2 separate regions of the Homo sapiens genome follow, and region 2 is linked to region 1. The links are chromatin loops, found by intact Hi-C in ENCODE. Cell type or tissue: HepG2. All regions are shown on one strand. Each heading gives the region's core, and the rest is flanking DNA. Links, peaks and the distances in the headings are about the cores only. Region 1 has its middle 6.5 kb from the start of NTS. Region 2 overlaps LINC02820 (long intergenic non-protein coding RNA 2820).

Evidence for each region. Peaks named below come from ENCODE experiments on the same cell type or tissue, not always from the same donor. Only the 100,000 strongest peaks of a DNase experiment are listed, where the experiment ranks them.
Region 2: it touches region 1 in a loop (12-fold over the local background); 6 of 110 quality-filtered maps call a loop at or near these places.

What each region holds. Positions count from the first base shown.
Region 1 is chr12:85,865,079-85,870,462 of GRCh38, reverse strand. No RefSeq gene overlaps it. Among named protein-coding and RNA genes, the nearest start is that of NTS, 6.5 kb to the left of the region's middle. RefSeq lists a silencer at 3,075-3,174. In HepG2, for the core only: a CTCF peak has its summit at 3,101 (motif pointing right); a DNase peak (open chromatin) is centred at 3,102.
Region 2 is chr12:85,421,794-85,427,177 of GRCh38, reverse strand. LINC02820 (long intergenic non-protein coding RNA 2820) reads right to left here. Exons shown (of 5, transcript NR_183554.1): 4 at 2,974-3,060. Among named protein-coding and RNA genes, the nearest start is that of LINC02820, 110 kb to the right of the region's middle. RefSeq lists an enhancer at 2,378-2,467. In HepG2, for the core only: a CTCF peak has its summit at 2,096 (motif pointing left); a DNase peak (open chromatin) is centred at 2,087.

The sequences.
Region 1 (5,384 bases), core at 232-5,231:
TCAGTTTCCCAATCTGCATGTAACCTTGCTTTGCCCATAATCCTTACAAATTCCTAGCTCATTTCCTTTCAGCTCTTCCTATCTCTGTTATTGCATCCATATAGGTAATTAACCTGGAAAAATTGATGACTGACTTCTGTAGTCAAAGCATATTTTGCAACTTAAACCGTAATTACAAAATACGGTTTGCTTGGGACTTACATGTTAATGAGTTACTGTATTTAACTAACCATGCTCCACATTGCAGCCATTGCTGACTTCACCTATAATCTTGCTTCTCGTGTCTAGGAAAAAATGTAAATACTCACAAAATCACCACCCATTATGTGTAATGCTCAGGTAGTTTTCCTTATAGGTCTCCCTTTTGAATAAGACCAAAATAAAAGTATTACAGAAAAAAATGTTCCTGACAAATTTCTTCTTTCATGTTTCTTAGTTTTATAAATTAGTGTAATTATCTAATGTAATAAATGAGACAAATTCTTATTATAAGAAAACTTTCTCTTTTCTTTTTTAATATTACAAAGTCTAAGAAAATTTCCATAGCACCTGCAATACCTGAAACAGAGCAGATGTACTTGAGCTACCGTCTATCAGGAGCAAATTCAGTGAAACACTTTTTTTCTTTTTCTCAAGAAGATATTACATGTTAAATTTGGAATGTAATGGTTTTATATTATTCATACTCCTTGGGTTTATGATTCTTTTTAAATTTACTGTGCTTTCCCAGTGAATCTGATAAGTCTTATGGTTTTGAATCCTATCTATTTCCTAATAACCTCCAAGTTTGTATCTCTGACTACTCAAATTGTATATGCAATCACCTCATTAGCAGCCCTACTTGGAGTTTCATTAGGCAGACTTATTGTCTAAAGTAAAACTTTTGATTCCTCCAAACATCTTTCTAATAATCTTCTGCCCCTCTAGAGTTTTTCATTTCAATTATTAGAACCATGATTTACTGAGTTGCACAGATCTAAAAACTAGAATCCATTTACATTGTTTCTCTCTCCCCTCCACTTCCAAGCTAGCAAAACCCCCTGGGGTGCAGGTCTGTTCCAAAATATATTTCAAATCTAACTACTTTTCCTTATGTCATTTTTGCCACCTAAGTCCAAGCCACCACCATCTTTCTCCTGCGCTGCCATAATAACCATTTGAGTAGTCTCCCTACAACCTTGATCCCTTTCAGCTTTCAAAAACTCCAGAAAAGTTTTTAAAAATGTAAATCTATTCCTGTCATTCTCTGCTTAAAACATTCTAAAGGTTTCCTCTTGTCATGCCTGATGATGGCCTATGCTACCTGAGTGGGTTTTGTCTTCCTCTCTATCATCATATTCCACCATTCTCCCCTTCTGTTCCTATGTTTCAAGCACATTGGTCTTCTGGCTTTTGTGCAACATGCTAAGCTTTTTTGTTAAAGATCTGCAATGAAAACTGTGATTACTGTTCATCAAATATTCATTCCCTTACTCCTCCCAGAGTGGATGAAATATACTTCCTCACTCTTTGACTTTAACTTAGGAAATGAGACTTGCTTTGGCCAGTGGGATGTTAGTAGACATAAGAAAAAGACAGACTTGATTTGTGCTTGACACATAGGGCTTTCCCTTTCTCTCTTCTGCCATTGCCATGAGAAACTCTTTTCTTTTCTCAGATGATCCCAAAATGAGGAGGGACATATGGAGCAAAGCTGCCCCAGCTGACTTGCACACCTGCAATGTAAGGGAGAGATTCCCGAGCTTAAAGCAGGGTTACCCTAGCTGATTCAGAGACATGTGAACAGAGTTAAATAATTTGCTTTAAAGTAATTGACTTTTGGAGTCACTTGTTATACACCATTTTTGTGGCAATAGCTGACTGATACAACCATTTATTTTAAAACCTATTTCACCACTATCCCCATTCAATCTCTACAAGTCTTTATTTGTTCATTTATTTTTGTCTTTTGTTAATAAAAGCATGGATATTCTTGTCTTGTTTCCCTAAATTATCAGAACATAAATAATTCTCCTCATAGTAATCATTCGGTAAATATTGACAATATGCGTTAATGAATTAATCGAATTCCAAGAATCCCTCCCTGATGGTTTTAGAATAAGCTACCACTCCCTCACCTCTCACAAGGACATTTTTATTCTCCAATCTGTGAATAATAAAATCCAGGAAACCTCTTTCGGAGAAATTCCTAGCAAAATGAAATAGTATGAAAAAATGCTTCCTTTCAAAGATTCTTGAATATTGATTTAATTTCAGTTGGAATTTTCTAAGTTGTCCTTGAGGAAAACTGGGTGTACGGTGTTACAGAAGGCCCCAAATTTGGTGAGCCAATTTGTGCAGAAAGGATAAGTACCGGCAAGCTGTCAGACAGAGAAGACTATAGTCAACATTAGAGCATTCTGAGTCTAGAAGAAACAGCCACTGTAACCACTACTACAGATCTAGGAGTAATCTAAAGAATACTTTTCAAATTCATTATTGAAAACCTACTATATGCCAGGTTAATTTTATTTCATGTAACATAGCATACCGTGAAGCAGAGTTCACAGGATATTATTCCTATTGTGCAGGTTAAAAAAAATAAGAGATACAAAGAGTTTAACTAAGGACAATGGGACTTACTAAGTAGAGTATGGGTAGGACTGCAATGTTTTCATTCCAAAGCAACAGCTAATCTTTGTAACATTAATACCAGACCCAAGTAATAAGTCAAAGAAAATCTTGTATTAACATGCTGTATAAAATATTATGCCAAACAAAGTATAGGCTAATACTTTTAACTTGAATGTACATTTAGTGAAAAAATTAGGTGTGATTTTAATTCCAATTCATCAGTTTAACCATGTTTTTCCACCTTTTCAGACTTAGCTGTATTACACATATTAAACAAAAACACAGACCCTTGATCTCAGAATCCTTCTTCTAAACACAGAGATCATGAAGAACCTAAATGGGCTCTGAATGCAATGAGTTGTCGTGACTGGGTAGAAGACAGAAAGTATGCATAGAAGAATCAGAGAAAAAGTGGGGTTTTAGCCTGAGGGGAGTCAAAGCTTGGTGCCTGGGAAGGAGAATATTTCCCACTTTGTACTCTAGGTGGCGGCACTAGTATGTACAGAATGGAAATATCAAGCAAGAACTCACAGTACTAGACCATATTTTAATGTCATCATAATTCATTGACCCAGAAAACGTAAAACTGAAAATGGCTGTATGGAGCTAGTCTCATACTTTCATTTTTCAGAGAAAGAGACAGAAGTCCAGATATTCTAGATGGGTTACAAATTTCCTTCACCTTCCGACTCTTAATCACATAGGTCCTAACTGCTCTGAGTCTGACCTCACTTCTTTTCTCAGGGGAAGGATTGATTCTCCAACATCGGTCAAGCTACTTTGAGAAATAATTTATTCTCTGTGAGTTTCTGTATAGCATCCCCACAAGTTGGAACACATCAAAGGGATTAGTCACTTTGAAATAGGCTTTCTTTTTGGACAGCCTATTTTTTGTCTTTATTCAGCAGAATGTCTTGCTTTTGGCACAATCAATTCTGTTGCTATCGTCCAGTAAACACAAATCTTTTAGCTCCTAGATCATGGAATCTCTACTTGGATAAACTTTTGTTTTACTATGTAACATCATCACCTTTTTTCTAAGTCTCTCTGGCCCTAAAGTTGAATGGACATGGTCATATGTCAGATAACCATACTCAAATACCTACAAGGACCAGGCAGGTAACATATCCTATTTAGGTTCTGTTTAAGGGGATCATCTCTGTGCTCCTGAGCTTCAGATGATTTTTCTCCACAAGAAAGTACAAACTGGGGTGGAGGGGTGGGGCTGAGGCCAAGGTGGCCCACTAGAAACAGCGGCGTTGGGAGACTCCCATCTAAAAGAACCATAATAAGTGTGAGAATCCTTTACCGGCAACCAAGGTATCCAGGTTCTCTCATCAGAACTGACTAGGAGGCTGGCATGATCCACAGAGAGGAAGAACAGTGTGGTGCAGTGGCCCACCTGAGAGCCACATGGGGCAGGGGACCCCCTACCCCCAGCCAAGGGAGGCGGTGAGTGAGCATGCTACCCAGCTGGGGAAACTGTGCTTTTCCCATGGTACTGTGCAAACCATGGATTGGAAGATCCCACTCATGAACCCACACCACTGGGGCCTAGCGTCCCAACTCTGGAGCTGCGCAGATTCTCAACAGCCTCTCAGATGGAATCTGCTTAAGTCTACCAAGCTGCCAGCACCACAGCTGCAGCTGACTGCTGTCTAAGCCATTCGAGCTCCTTGGGGAAAGGGCAGCAGCCAGCACTGGGACTCACAACTGCCTAACGTGCTAAGCTCCCTGGGTGGGGGAAGGGCAGCATTCATCTCTATAGCTCCAGACTGCATTTTCCCCCTGCTGGAGTCCGGGAGGCTGGACCACTTGGTCCCAAGATGTGTCTCCCACAGCCCGACACTCTGACTGTGGCAGATGGCAGCCAGACTGCCTTTTCAGGCCTGACCCTGACTCATCCTTCCTCACTGCGTGGGGCTTCCCTGCAGGAACTCCAATAACTCCAGCCAGAGGCTCAGGGACAGAACCTGGATTTCCCTGGGCCTGAGCCCCTAGTGGGAGGGGTGGCTGCAGTCTCTATGGACCAGCAGACTTAGCCTTTCCTCCTGGTAGTTCTGAGGAATCTGGGCAGCCCAAACAAGTAGGTTTTCCCCCAGCGAAGCACACCCCTTCCACCAAGGGACAAAGTGGTTTACTAAATTGGTGTTGTTTCCCATGCCCCCAAACTGGGTGAGACCCTCCAACAGGGGTTGTCAGACACCCTATATAAGACCAACCCTACTGGCATCAACTTGATGCCCCTCAAGTTCAGAGATCCCAGAAGAAGGAGCAGGCACCCATCTTTGCTCTTCTCCCAACTCCTTCAGTGACATCTCTGGCATGGGGATGAACCAGATGAGTAGGGCCTGAAGTAAACCCCCAGCAAACTGCAGCAGCCCTACAGAAGAAGGACCTGACCATTGAAAGAAAAGCAAACAGAAAGTAAGAACAACAGCATCAACTACAACAAAAAAAGCCCCCACAAAAACCCCATCCAAGTGTCAGCAGCCTCAAAGATGGAAACTAGACAAACTCATAAAGATGAGAAAGAATCCACTAAAAAATGCTGAAAACCCAAAAAGCCAGAGTGCCTCTTCTCTTTCAAATGATCGTGACGTCTCACCAGCAAGGGTGCAAAACTGGACAAAAGATGAGATGGACAAATTGACCAAAGTAGGCTTCATAAGATGGGTAATAAAAAACTACACTAAGCTAAAGGAGCATGTTCTAACCCAAGGCAAAGAAGCTGAGAACCTTGATAAAAGGTTAGAGGAAATGCTAACTAG
Region 2 (5,384 bases), core at 182-5,181, 440 kb after region 1:
AGGGCAGAGAGTGTGCCTTATGATCTTTTAATCTCAGTCTATCACAGTGCCACACAGAGTTAGGTTTTTTAAGTGTTTACTCTTGATGAAAATTGCTACCATTTATTGAGAAGTTACCATAGGTTAGATGATTAAGTGTTTCATATGTTTTATCTAATCTAATAACCAAAACCACTGTTAGTTATAGGAACTATTCTTCCCATTTTCCAAATTAGGTAATAGTAATGCAGAGATATTAAGTAAATTAACCTAAATTATGTAATCTGTAAATAATGGTATCAAGATTCTAACCCAAGCCTGTTTAAAACCTGTGCTTTTGTTTTGTCAACTAGTGAACTAGTTTTCTTTGGAACTGTTGTAATTCACTGATGTTTGCTGAGCACGCCTCATTTTAAGCTGCATTTTTTTTTTAACCAGCATTATGAGAATGTTTATTTTGACAAATAAAATGCAGTACAATGAATTTCACCAGAAAAGTTTTAAAAAGTAGGTACAAATAAATATGTTTACAAATTATTATAGAAACAATACAAAAGAAGACTAAAATTCTCAGTAAGGAAAAACCAAAATGTGCCCAATCATATAAAGGCTCTTCCTTTGCAAGAAATGGGGATAAAGCTGAAGACCCAGTTTGGTTTTGCTGCTGAAAAATGTACAGAATACTTAGAAAAACCAGTTGCGGTCAAACGTTGTAAGCCCACTACCCGTACCTGCCTATTTTTGATCTGAGAAAAGTTGATGACCACAGTGCAAGATAGAGCTGAAGACAGGACAGCCAGGCATTCTCCATCCAAAGTCCATCACCCTACATTAATCTTTAAGTAAAATCAGAAGAAAAGCAAGTCCTTAGTGAGGTCTGAACTCTGCAGCCGGGTGACTGGATCTCCTCCATTGTAGTGCTCAAAATCGTTTATTTTTTGGCCAGCAGAACAACTTTATAGATCAACTGCCTTTAGCAAATGCCAGCTGCCTCACAGCCTTCACGAGCAGGGTCTGACACTGACCAACAGTCCTATCAGAAACTCAAGGTCTGTGTGATGTGGCAACTGTCGGCTATACCTGGAAAGCCCTTGAGAACATGAGAGGTAAAGGAAAGCACCAGGGTTTGCCCATTACTACATGTAATATGGAGATAAGGTCAGGGAAAGAGGAGATGATTATGAAGCAAAACCAATTCACCTACTGCACAATTTGACTTATATCTGGTTCTGGTTGGTCATACAAGGTGGGTGGTGGGGTATGGGGCACATAACTACATCCTGCAGAAGAGTTTGACCCTAATGTGTGCTCTATTTATACTACTTGTGCACTTCTTTCTTTTAGCCAAGACCTACCTGAAATGGGATTTGTACATGCAGATATGGAGAAAGACACAGAAATTAAAGCTAGAAGAAAGAAGAAGGAAAACCAACTCAACAAGCTAAAAGTAAAGGCATTTATCTAATATGAACCTTGACTTCATCTCACTGGAATCTAAATCCTTACATGAGATTTTCTATTTACAGTTGATAGCTTAGCACACAAGAGCTGAGCATTATTAAACTGAAATGAATGTCCTATATAGCTGTATAGACTCCAGTTCCAGAAATAATCAGAATAGTTTATAGGGGTTGTTAATAACAGGCCATAACCAAGGAATACTATTAAGCAAAATGATACCTTTCTGGAATTTTGAAAGATTTGGGACAAGAAATACCTTCTTCAAAAGCTGTGTAAAGTTATGCAAAAAAAAAAAAAAAAAAAAAAAAAAAAACCTGATTGTAGAGAAATTGTTGTGGTCAGTGGACGATTGAATACATAGTGGTAGAAAATATTTTATTCCTGATAATTATTCCAAAAAAATATAAGTTTACCAGTGTAGATAAAATCTTTCAATAGCTCAAAAGTTTCTACAGCTCTCTGTAATGCAAAATTGTCTACCAACAGGCAGAACCAGCACAGTCTGACTGACACACAGCACTATAAACTGGTAATCTGATTAGAAGAATAGTAGTTCTGAATTAATTAACCCTTAAGTGATATTTTTTAAATTAGATTTTCAGTTTCCGGGTCTTTTAGTTGTCTTCATGATTATGGACTTCGACCGCCACCCAGTGGAGAAATGCATACAGTTTGCAATTCTTCAAAATAGTAATGTTCTTTAAAGTCTCATTATTTAATGTATGACCTCATGAGCATCTGGATGAAATCTCATAATGGGAAAATTACATTTTTTTTTCATTTTTTCCTGCAGCCTAGGAAGCCAGTAGGACACCGTTCGGGCACCCTGGAGGAAACTCCTCAGTGCACTTCTGCAGGCAGCCATATGGTTAGAATCAGCGGGTTCACCCAGTGCCAGCTTACAACGGGCGTGTATATGAATAGCATGCAAGCAATCAGACTAGCTATGGGTTTCATATACTCCCTCTGTATAGGGTGCTTTTTACACCTTATGGAAAAGGTAAGTTAGACAAGAGCTAATATTTTTCTCCCCAGTAAGGCAGCAGGACTGCCGTTAAAGTGATGTCAGAGTTTCCATTTCAGTTCCTTATTTTCAATGCTTTAGCCCTCTGCCGTAAACATTAACTCTATGAAAAAAAATACATACTCACTTATATTGCATCTCAGGCCAGGAGAACATTCTTCTTATTAAATAAATGGTCTTGAAAAGAAATTAGATTGAGCATCATAAAATTCTATTTTTAGGGGAGGTGGAACCAACACAAGGCAGAATGAGGGATTTTTTTGTAAACTGTAATGTGTTTTCTTTCAAATGTTTGGGAAGAAAACAACAAGAGGAGTCAGAATATAGAAAGTTTGCCCAACCTTGCCTAAAAGAGCCTATCTAGTTATTCTGATTATTATAACGCTACGCAAGGAGTTTATTCTGTAAAAATCAGGTCAAAGTGGCATTCCCCAATCCTGCCCTCCTAAATAACACAAACAGGTAATTTAGAAAATATTTCTGAGTAAACAAGCAAAAGCTCCCCTCACCTTGTCCAGTGGTACTCCAGCTCTCAGAGTCACGGCTCAGGCAGATTGAGGTTTCTGTGGTATGGCCTCTCCCCATGCAGTCAGTACCTGTTACCATGATAAAAAAGCATGTCAGTCTTCCTTGTGGTCTGAAAAGTTCCAGTTCTGAGTACTCAATTCATTTGGATAAAATAGATTTTTTTTAAGATTAAAAAAAACTCAGCTGTCTGATCAAGGCTATGTTTTTCTTTTGTATGATCTGCACTCCCTGTGTAAAAAGGAGTTGGTAGTAACCACAGATCTCTGCCTCTGAAGGTTAAAAGAAAAAGAAAAATAAAGAAAAGAAGGAGAAGGAAGACAATGACAGGAAGAGGAGGAAGATGAGAGAAGAAAGAAAGCAAGAAAAAGAGAAAAAAGAAAAAAATAAAGAAAAAGAAAGAAGGAAAGAAGGAAAGAAAGAAAAGAAAAGAAGAAAGAAAAAGAAAGAAAGAGAAAAAGAAAGAAAGAAAGAAAGGAAAAAATCTTAAGAATTTAATATTAGGTCAAAAAAATTGTGGTTTTGGCATAAAAACTGCCCTTTTAACTTCTGAAAACTTTTTTTTCTGGTTTGGAAAAGAAATAGAGCAGTTTTGTGATGAAAGGATTTATAGAGAAGGTTTTCTTGGTATTCTGGTTGGATTTATTTCAACTACTGTTTAGAAAGAGAATATTTGTTATGTGTTTAAGTTGTTTTATAGTGTTAGGATCATTCCATGAGAAGACTAAAGCGATTATAAGAATATTGTCTAACTTTCTGCCCATCTCCATCTCAATTTCACGAATACCAAAGTACCAGACACAAATTTAAATTTCCTGAATTGTGAAGAAGGATATTAGCCATGGTGTCATCTGTATTTTTTCCTTATGTCTCTGTATTTCCTTGTAACCACCATGAGGTTTATAGATGCTTTACATTTTTTAAAGTGTATTTTGTCTTTTTATATTATTTACTTCTCTCATCTTTCTAAGACATGAAGAACTACCTAATTTGGGGTCATAAGAATGAGGGCTATACAGGAAGACTAATTCAAGGCTTCAGATTCAGGGCAGGCAGTTTAGGACACAACACTTATTATCATCTCCCTGAACCTCAGACGTTATCAGTCTGCAAGAGAAATTTAATCCTGAACATAAATTGCATTTCCTAAAAAAACATAATCTTGCCTTAAGACACCAACCTCCCTGATTACAGGGAATGTCTGTGTTTACACATTTGTACAGAGCATGCTGACTGTATTAGTGTCCTAGGAAACAAACTGTGTGCTGCTCACAGACCTGCTGCAAGCACTAAGGAGAGAAAGAAAAAGAAATTTTGAAATCAGACCCCCGATCTCCAACTCCTTTCAAATTCTTGAAGCACATTAGCTTTACTACTGCATGATGTACACGGTAGTATTTCTTCTAATGAAATCTGACTAAAAGTTTAAATGAGTTTAATGCATGAAATGTATAAATAAAATGTGGCCTTGATTAAATTTAGACTTGATACATAACTTAAATGGGTAGCCCAAGAATAGCATTGGTATCATGTGTCTAGACCTTTTCAGGCTTTGCAAAAGTAGTTTGGATTTTATCAGTTAGTGCAGAACACTTTCTAACAGGAGCACAGTATATATAAAAAGCTGAAATATGCAAAAGTACTGTGGAGAAAAGTGAGCGTAATTGAAAAGAAGCGACTGAGAAAATAACATAAGATATTAAAAGGTGACCGCAGAGTGGAATTTTGAAGTGTTGATTTGCAAAGAGCAATTTACATAGGTAAAACATTCCATTTGCCGTTTCTTCTGGATTTATTTTCGTTTCATGACTTTGGAAAAATCTCTTAATTTCATGAAGCCTCAGTTTTCCCCAGTCGTGGATCCAGATGCCTTATTTGCCTACTTTCTAGTTTGTTGGAAGGATTAGAATGAGAAAACAAATACAAAAGGATTTGGATTCTGTAGAGTGCTTATAAATCTAAGGCATTATCATTATAATAATTTCAGCTATATATCTAATACACTGCTTTTCAGTGTATTGAAAATACACAGTTGGCTTTTTCCTTAAGGATTTATCCAAAAGTCTACAAGACCATATCCATTACTCATATAAAACTCTTTGACCACATGACACAGAAAAGAGACTTTTTCAGAAACGAACTTTTCAGCTAGTGTGTTAGATATGTAACCCATTATTTGTAATAGGTAGGGCTAAAGCTATTAGACATATTAAATGGATTTTAAAAACAGCTCTTGGGAAACTACATAAATTAGTAGTAAAATGTACGGTCTTTGAAGTCAGCCATCCTCAGCTTCAATCCTGCCTCTACTTACTTGCTATAAGTATCACAGCTGTACAATTAAGAATGTTACTGTATCTTCATAAACTGTTTTTATATCATTTATTAAATGGAG